Regions from separate parts of the Homo sapiens genome. Here region 1 is linked to region 2. The links are chromatin contacts, found by Hi-C or POLR2A ChIA-PET in ENCODE. All regions are on one chromosome and are shown on one strand. The core of a region is the stretch at or near the end of the contact, and the rest is flanking DNA. Distances in the headings are between cores, read along the strand shown.

Region 1 (4,147 bases), core at 631-3,130, 110 kb before region 2:
TTCCTCTCTCCTGCTAACTTCTATTCCCGCCTAAGGAACGCTAATCCTGGGCCCCTCATTCCCTGCCTTTCGGAGGCATTGCAGCTGCCTGGGAAGAGGGGAGGAGGAGGAGGCTGGTGAAGAAGAGGGAGAAGGAGAAGAGAGACTGAGGGATGAGGGGAGGAAGGAGGCGAGAGAGATCCTTAGTGATAGTATTCTGATTGGTCAGTAATAGCTTCAAGGGAGGCTCAGCCTCTGTAGCACCTATGGTTCAAAAAATCATGAGGCTGTCTGTTAGGCTGTTCTTACATTGCTGTAAAGAAATATCTGAGGCTTGGTAATTTATTAAGAGGTATAATTGACTCACAGTTCTCCAGGCTGTACAAGCATGGTGCTAGCATCTGCTTGCCTTCCAGTGAGGCCTCAGGGAGCCCTTACTCATGTCAAAGGCAAAACAGGAGCAGGTGTATCACATGGTGGCAGCAGGAACAAGAGAAGGGGGGAGGTGCCACACACTTTCAGATAATCAGATCTAAACAACAGCACCATGCCATGCATGAGGGATCCACCCCCACGACCCAAACACCTCCCATCAGGCCCCACCTCCAACATTGAGGATTACAATTCACCATCAGAATTGGAGGGTCAGCATCCAAGCTATATCAGGCTGGGACTGTGAGAAATGGAAGGTCAGAGATTTCAAGGTCGTCTAGTCCAATCTCTTTTTTACAGATAAGATAACTGAGATCTGGAAAGAGAGATGACTTGTCTAGGGTGATACAGCTAGTCACTAAAATGGATGTCATTATTGCATCATATGGAGATGTGTAGATTTTAAAGCACTTTCACCACCTCACTTTATTGCCTCACAACAATCCTCCGAGATGTTTGTCGAATGTCACGTAAGCGTGTGAACAGTTCCCTTTTGACTGTACCATTGTAGAGGGAACTCATAGATTACGTAAGACAAACCAAATGTCTTCTAAAACTGATTTTGATTCTATAATTAGTTTTCCAAATGAGGAAACTGGTTCAGAAAGGGAAATGATTGGCCAAAAATATCATTGCTCAACTAATGATTGCATGAAATTCAGAGCCCAGGAAAATTTCTGTACTTTTTATTCAGAAAAAAAGATGAGACAGGCCTATAGGACTAGATGACCCACACTGGAAAAAGTTCAGTATTGAAAATATATTTTGGATGACACTGACATTTATTCTTGAGAGTTTTTACTAAGTTATTGCATATTTGAATATTATAACTAGTTATATATTTTAATATAATTTCATTGAACCTATATGAATCCATTACCATTCTACATAAATAGGCTTTTGGATGTTATTTAGGTCATTTGGTATAAAAGGATATATAATATTTATGAGCAAGGGTAGAGCTAGAAAAAATTTGTGAATTAAGAGAAATTTGTATTAGTGTATCTTTTGCTTATAAATTAAAGATACAAGTAAATTAAAGATGTAAATAAATTAAAAATGAAAAACTCACCTTCATGGAAAGATAACTTAAAAAAAGGTAAGAAGACAATTTACAAATAATACATTTTAAAAATTTGTTTTTCAGGATCTAGTTCAGGTTCAAAATTAAAAGATCCTGAACTGAGTTTAAAAGGCACCCAGCACATCATGCAAGCAGGCCAGACACTGCATCTCCAATGCAGGTAAGTGGCTGTGTTGGTTTGGGAATAATCTAGTTGCCATGCCTAAGGCAAAATCATTCCCTGGCAGAGTAAAAAGGTAGGGACCTCAGTGATCTCCTGTGATCTGCAAAGTGCAAACCATAGGCATCCAGCTTCCCATGAAAGGGGATTCATGGGGAAGGGAGAGCATTACTCACTCAGGGAAATGGGGGAAGGGATGCCCAAATAGTTCTGCATCTTTATTCTGAGTATTGTTCTACAGCTTTTCTGAATGTGTTGCTTTCCCGTAAAGAGGAAGATGACTACACTTAAGAGAGGACCTCCGCTTCCTAATAAAATGAATGCTGAGGAACTGGTGCTGAGCCTAGGGCCCAGCCATAAATATGTTTTGTTTTCTTATCTGTGATTGCAGGGGGGAAGCAGCCCATAAATGGTCTTTGCCTGAAATGGTGAGTAAGGAAAGCGAAAGGCTGAGCATAACTAAATCTGCCTGTGGAAGAAATGGCAAACAATTCTGCAGTACTTTAACCTTGAACACAGCTCAAGCAAACCACACTGGCTTCTACAGCTGCAAATATCTAGCTGTACCTACTTCAAAGAAGAAGGAAACAGAATCTGCAATCTATATATTTATTAGTGGTAAGACTTCCATTTTCTACATTCTGTTTGCTTTTGCTTTGCAAATGAGTCATAAATCTACCCTGATCCATTGGAAAGGTTGCTTTCCTAGTGAGTATGAAAGAAACGGGTTAGGAAAGAGATTCCATCCTAGTTGTAGACACTTTCGTGGATGTCAATTTTAACCAGAATTGTCAAGGCCCAGTTAGTCACTATGTGCTCCACAAAGAGAGAGACTGGTCTGTATAGGTCACCTCTGTACCCACAGCTCCTAGCACAGTATGTGGCCCATAGTTGGATGAATAAGTGAATAAAAGGATTTTAGTTCTATTTCTTAGTTATTGAGAAGCCCAAAATAGAATACATGATTTTTGTCATTTAACACAGCTGCATTCTCTTATATGTTGGAACTGTAAAATACTGTTGTTTCTACTAAATTAATAAACGCAATGTTGCTGTTATCTCGAGTGTTATATAACTGGTTCCAATGGACAATGTTGTATTATTTCATGTTCACTGAGGAACTACTATAATGACATGAGAACTGGCACTGACCAAGATACAGTGCAAAGGGCAAAGGGCAAAAATGAATCATGTTTGATTCATTTTTTATGGTACTCGTAAAAAAATCATTTTCATTCATTCATAATTTTTATGATACTGTTCTTCCTTCCTTAGAGAATGAACAAATGAAGTAACATTCAAAGGGGAGAAATGCAAAATCTTTTAAGAAGTAGAAACTCACAGTAAAATTGGAACCCTGAGAAAGAATAATAAAAATGGCCTGTCACTTTCTTCTTCCTTGTTTAGTTCCAATTTTCAAATCTTGAGGGGATTAAAGAAAAAAACGCACACACACAAACAAGGCTGTAGAGAACACAAAGCAATATTAGTAGGCACTTCAGGCACAGAATCAGGTTTAAAAAAAACAAAAGAAAACAACCAACCATCAGCATCAATAGCTAAATATACATTGTGGGTCTACCTTCTGGTGAGGTCAGGAACTGGGTCTTTGCATTGGAGGTAGTACAATAGAACTAACATTTTAGTGAGGCAGTTCTTTTTCGTTGTTGTTTGTTTGTTTTTTTGAGATGGAGTCTTGATCTCTCACCCATGCTGGAGTGCAATGGCAGCTCACTGCAACTTCTGCCTCCCAGGGGCAAGCGATTACTCCTGCCTCAGCCTCCTGCGTAGCTAGGATTACAGGCGTCTGCCACCACTCCTGGCTAATTTTTGTATTTTTAGTAGAGACTGGGTTTCACCATGTTGGTCAGGCTGGTCTCGAACTCCTGACCTCAGGTGATCCACCTGCCTCGGCCTCCCAAAGTGTTGGGATTACAGGCATGAGCTACCGTGCCTGGCCATGAGATTTTTTTTAATTTGTGAAATAAGGCAACTAGACAGTGTTTTTCCCTGAGCATAACATGTACATATCCAAATTCAGGATTAGTCTTAGGAGACAGCAGAACAGTTGCCTGTTATTGACAGTAACCTCTTTGTAGCTGCTATCAGCCTGATTTTGACTGAGCCACTTTCATGTCCCCGATCCTCCAAATTCTGTTTTGACATTTTGTGCTTGTCCAGGGGGTAGATAACTGTAAGGGACTAACCATCCAAGCAGTTTGCCGTCAAGGGATGCAATCAGCTCACTTCCACATATGAGTGGGAGGTAGGCCGGGGAATTTTGCTTGGGGAAGTCAGCCCACTTCTAAAGCAGGGATGAAAGGATGGTAGGCAGGAATGAGGAAGGGTAGAGAAGGTGCAGCATTAAGAGCAGAGACTTTCAGAGAGGTAATTTTGCAGCTGAGGGGGAAAGACAACACGCTTGATAGTGGTGGAAAAAGCCATGTACTCAGCCATCTGTTCTCTTTCTCTAATTCCACGTAGCATATTGT
Region 2 (4,120 bases), core at 605-3,104:
TGCCCTGGAATGTACTCCGGGATGAACAGCTGAGGCAGATACTCATTCTCTGCTCTCTCAATCCCCGCTTCTGGAATCATTAGTCAGTACTTATTTTATTCTGCCTTTTATTATTATTTTGGCGTTGATATGCTTCTCTTCCCTACCGAATTATAAACTTTGAGACAGTACTGTCTGACATATCTTTGTATCCTGTACACATGCCCAGCACTTAGCACGAAATATTTATTTAGGACCTTTATGTGCAGGCGCTGTGCTGGACTTGTGACATACTTAATCCTATTAACCTTGTAAGAATCTAAAGAAGTCAATAGTAGTATCTTCAATCTACAGATGGGAAGATGGAAACTCAAGTTAAACAACTTGCCCAAAGTCGCACAATGACTATGTGGTGAGGCTGAGACTTGAGTCCACGTATACCTCAGAATATTTCCGCCCTTCCTCTGCTCTTCTCATTCCTGAGGTGCCTTAGGAAGTTGTCTGCAAGGACTTAGGATAAAATTGAGCAAAAGCACTCTTTCAGTGATCCTGTTATTTTTATTTTCTCCATTTCTCTCATGTTTACATGCCTCTAGACTTCCTATGCTGATTCCTTTTCCCATTAATGTTATGCTTTTCTGAAAAGTCAGATGTTAAGAATACTGCATTACTGATAATTTCTAAACCTTTCTGTTAGCCATATCATTTACTCTTGTGAAAAGTGGAGGTTATTTTCACTTGAATTGCCCATATGGGTTGCCACATATATATAATATATGGCATATATAATGGAATATATATTTATATATTCCATTATTTTGTTCATTATTGCCCCCAACTGCCATGCTTTTTGAACTCTTGTGTCTGCTTTTTGTAGTTTTTTGGCCTTCTCCTTTGCTCTCTTTTATAAAAGTGATGGCTATATCCAACCTTTTTTGCTTAAAAAAAGTAGTTAGCTGAAAATATAGATTACATGATTGGCAATCATCCAGCCACACCTGAAATATTGTGCCCATTTATAAAAGAAACAAATAAGTAGCGCTATATCCTGGATAGGAATAGAATAGTGCCAGAAAATGAGGATACTTAGTCCAAAAAAGAGACAACATGGGGGTAACAAGATTGTTTTCTTGAAATAGTTTAGGAGCTTTCTGACAGAAGAGGCATTTAACTCATTCTTTGACACACCAGAAAAGATAACTAGAACCAAGGAAGGGAGATGGTAGTGAAATTTCCAAGAGGCAGGTTTCAAGTCTATATAAGAATATAACTTTGCACAGGAAGAAATTTTGAATGTTAATAGTATGTGGACCTTAGAAAGGCCTGCATGTGTGAGTCAGATGCAGTATCTTGAATGGAAGGAGTTTGGATTCACTGGATTAAAATTTGATCCTAGGATGCTGTTCACAACAGCTGAATACGGTACCTGCTCATTAATTTTATAATTGAAATGGGACTCTTCTTCTAGAGTCATTGTTCTTACCACCCTGGTAGCTATGAAACATTCCCTAGATTTAGACTTTATTTCCTGTTAGATGCATATGGACCCTCACACTGACCTATCTTGTCAAATTGAGTTTAGGAAATGAAACCAAGTGAACAAGTTGTGTCTGTGGCTATGTTTAACAGATTTAAAGAGGTTGGTGAATTAGCCAGGAAGGAAACTGTCTGCTCTTTTTATTTCCTTTGAAAAAGGATTCTTATACTCACAGATAAAACAATGTGTTATTTTTGTATCCGTAAAGGATGAATGAACTGTGGAGTCAAAGTACCTTCTTTAAATAATCACAGGTCTTGTTTGGTTTGGACCTAGTGCCAGCACGAGGGCACATGAAGCTCTCAAAGGGGAAATTCCATATCAAAACCGACAACAGAAGTGTTAGTAACTAAAATCATTTCTGAAATTAACATAGCGCTCAGTAGCCCTGGAACTCAATGGGGCTGTTACAATTTCATCCAAGGACTTAAGCTATGCTTTATAATTATTAATGCAAATAACCACAATATATATAAAAACATTCTTTTTTTTTTTTTTTTTGAGACACAGTCTTGGTCTGTCAGCCAGGCTAGAGTGCAGTGGCATGATCTTGGCTCATTACAAGCTCTGCCTCCTGAGCTCAAGCAATTCTTCTGCCTCAGCCTCCCGAGTAGCTGGGATTACAGGCGTGTGCCACCACGCCTGGCTAATTTTTGTATTTTTAGTAGAGACGGGGTCTCACCACGTTGGCCAGGCTGGTCTCGAACTCCTGACCTCAGGTAATCCACCCGCCTCGGCCTCCCAAAGTGCTGGGATTACAGGCATGAGCCACCGCGCCCAGCCAAATCTGATACTCTTATATCAGATTTAGGCCTTACTATATTTCAGTATTATTTATAAGTACATAGGAGAAGACAACTTGAAGAAGAATAACTATCATTCTAAACATTTTTCGAAGATGATTGACAGATACAAAAATCCCAAAGGCACAAAAGGACTACATGAGGGTCCTGCAGCCTAAATGCTGGTCATGGCATTAGAGGCTGATTTGCAAACGATTGCACGTTGTCACTTGTTTGAGAAAGGACTCATCCAGTAGAAAGTAGACACTATGTTCCCTAATAAATTAAATCCCAGAAGTCAATAACAGAAAAAACTGAAAACAATATGGCCATGGGTCTTCAGTCACTGCTTTCTATTGCCCTTGGCCAGCTATCAGTTTTCAGTTCTCCATTTTGACCCTCCTCTGATCCCTGACTGACCTCCCTCCACGTTAGCTCCTCTCTTCCTGAATCCTGCCCCCAAATTCACTCCTATGACTATCCTGGCACTGAGAAAGGATGTGATAAACTAATTCGCATGAATATGTTGGGGATTGATGTTACACCTCTCATGGGTGTTGGCTATTTAGAAAGGTTTCCCGAGGAGAGAGCAGTGCTCAAAACAGAGATGAACCAGTTGTGCACTAATGTCAATAGGAGGGCTGAGGGACAGGGATACACATGCCTATACTTCAAATCTAACCAGTGACATAAAGCTGGCCTTGATCAAGAAGAATTTTAAAAAATGGTGATGGAATTCAGTTAGGCTGATTTGAGGTGTTTGTAGAGAGTTCTTGAGGCAAAATAATTCAAACTCAAAAGATATTCATCTTAATTCCTTCCGTAGAAACTAGGCTGGCATAAAACTGCATTGGGTATCATAGAAGTGGGTGTTAGGCCTAGGGAACTTGGTGCTGGGCTCTGCGAGGGCCTGGGACCATGTAATTAATATCTTGCGCTTATAGAACATGCAGTGCACTATTTTAAGCACATAACATCCGTAATCCTACTCAAGTTTTGCAATAATCCTACAGGTACAAGGAAGTACAGTTAGTTAAAAGGGAGAATCTAGGCTCAAAAAGGTTAAGTGACTTGTCCAGGGTTACACAGCTTGGAAATGGCAGAGCTGAGAATTGTAGCCATGTTCAACCATCCTGCTCTGTTGCTCTATAGGTTTTATGCTCTATACCTCAACTCTAAGGTAGCACAGCACGGTGGTTAAAAAGACCCATTCTGAAGCCAGATGCCTCACTCTTCATGGGCTGCATAACTTTTGCCAAGTTCCTTACCTTCCTGGTGCTTCCAGTCTCTCATTGTAAAATGGGCATGCTAATGATGGTATACCAATCTTTGTAGGCTTGTTGTAAGGATTAACACATTTAAAACAGCATCTGGCATATAATAAAAATTTTGTAAGTGTTAGCTAACATTACCGTTTGTTAATAAGATATACCAAATTCCATTTCAACAAAAGTTTCTGTATTATACTTTTCCTGGACTTAACCAGTGGGTCACCTAAAAGGTGTTCTAAGCCACAGAATTCCTGTTTGACTTAAGGATTTAACTTGTGAAAAAAGAAATGTGTTCCAGAACTAACGTCACGTAACAGCAATTTAAATATCCTTACTTAACAGTACTCTTGAAAATGTACTTAAAATATAATGGGAATACAGCATTTCCATACATCACTGTCCTTAGGAGTGGTTCCAAATTGGTGTACATAGATTCCTAAAAAACTTCATCGACAGTAATAAAGGTCTGCAGGCCTATTTTAACATTTCAATAGGCTCTAGAGAAACCATATAGTAAGTAAGGTTACCTGGATTATGCTGACTGGGTTTTA

What was found. Hi-C counts contacts between places; a loop is a spot of excess contacts on that map. ChIA-PET counts read pairs that join two places held with the same protein, here RNA polymerase II (POLR2A).
Region 1: a map of right cardiac atrium shows a loop between it and region 2 (2.0-fold over the local background). The contact joins two enhancer-like sites. A Hi-C loop is called at or near these places in 1 of 168 maps with a recorded cell type or tissue (right cardiac atrium). POLR2A ChIA-PET finds 5 or more read pairs at or near these places in 2 of 52 experiments (BJ and PC-3).

The regions. Positions count from the first base shown.
Region 1 is chr13:28,465,029-28,469,175 of GRCh38, reverse strand. It overlaps FLT1 (fms related receptor tyrosine kinase 1), which reads left to right. Exons shown (of 30, transcript NM_002019.4): 2 at 1,559-1,655; 3 at 2,047-2,273. Among named protein-coding and RNA genes, the nearest start is that of FLT1, 28 kb to the left of the region's middle. RefSeq lists a silencer at 1,678-1,909. Within about 2 kb of position 1,880, at least 2 of the 41 ENCODE cell types and tissues checked have a DNase peak (open chromatin) inside an H3K27ac peak, as active enhancers do.
Region 2 is chr13:28,351,470-28,355,589 of GRCh38, reverse strand. The region is part of intron 15 of FLT1 (fms related receptor tyrosine kinase 1); the gene reads left to right. Among named protein-coding and RNA genes, the nearest start is that of FLT1, 140 kb to the left of the region's middle. Within about 2 kb of position 1,854, at least 3 of the 41 ENCODE cell types and tissues checked have a DNase peak (open chromatin) inside an H3K27ac peak, as active enhancers do.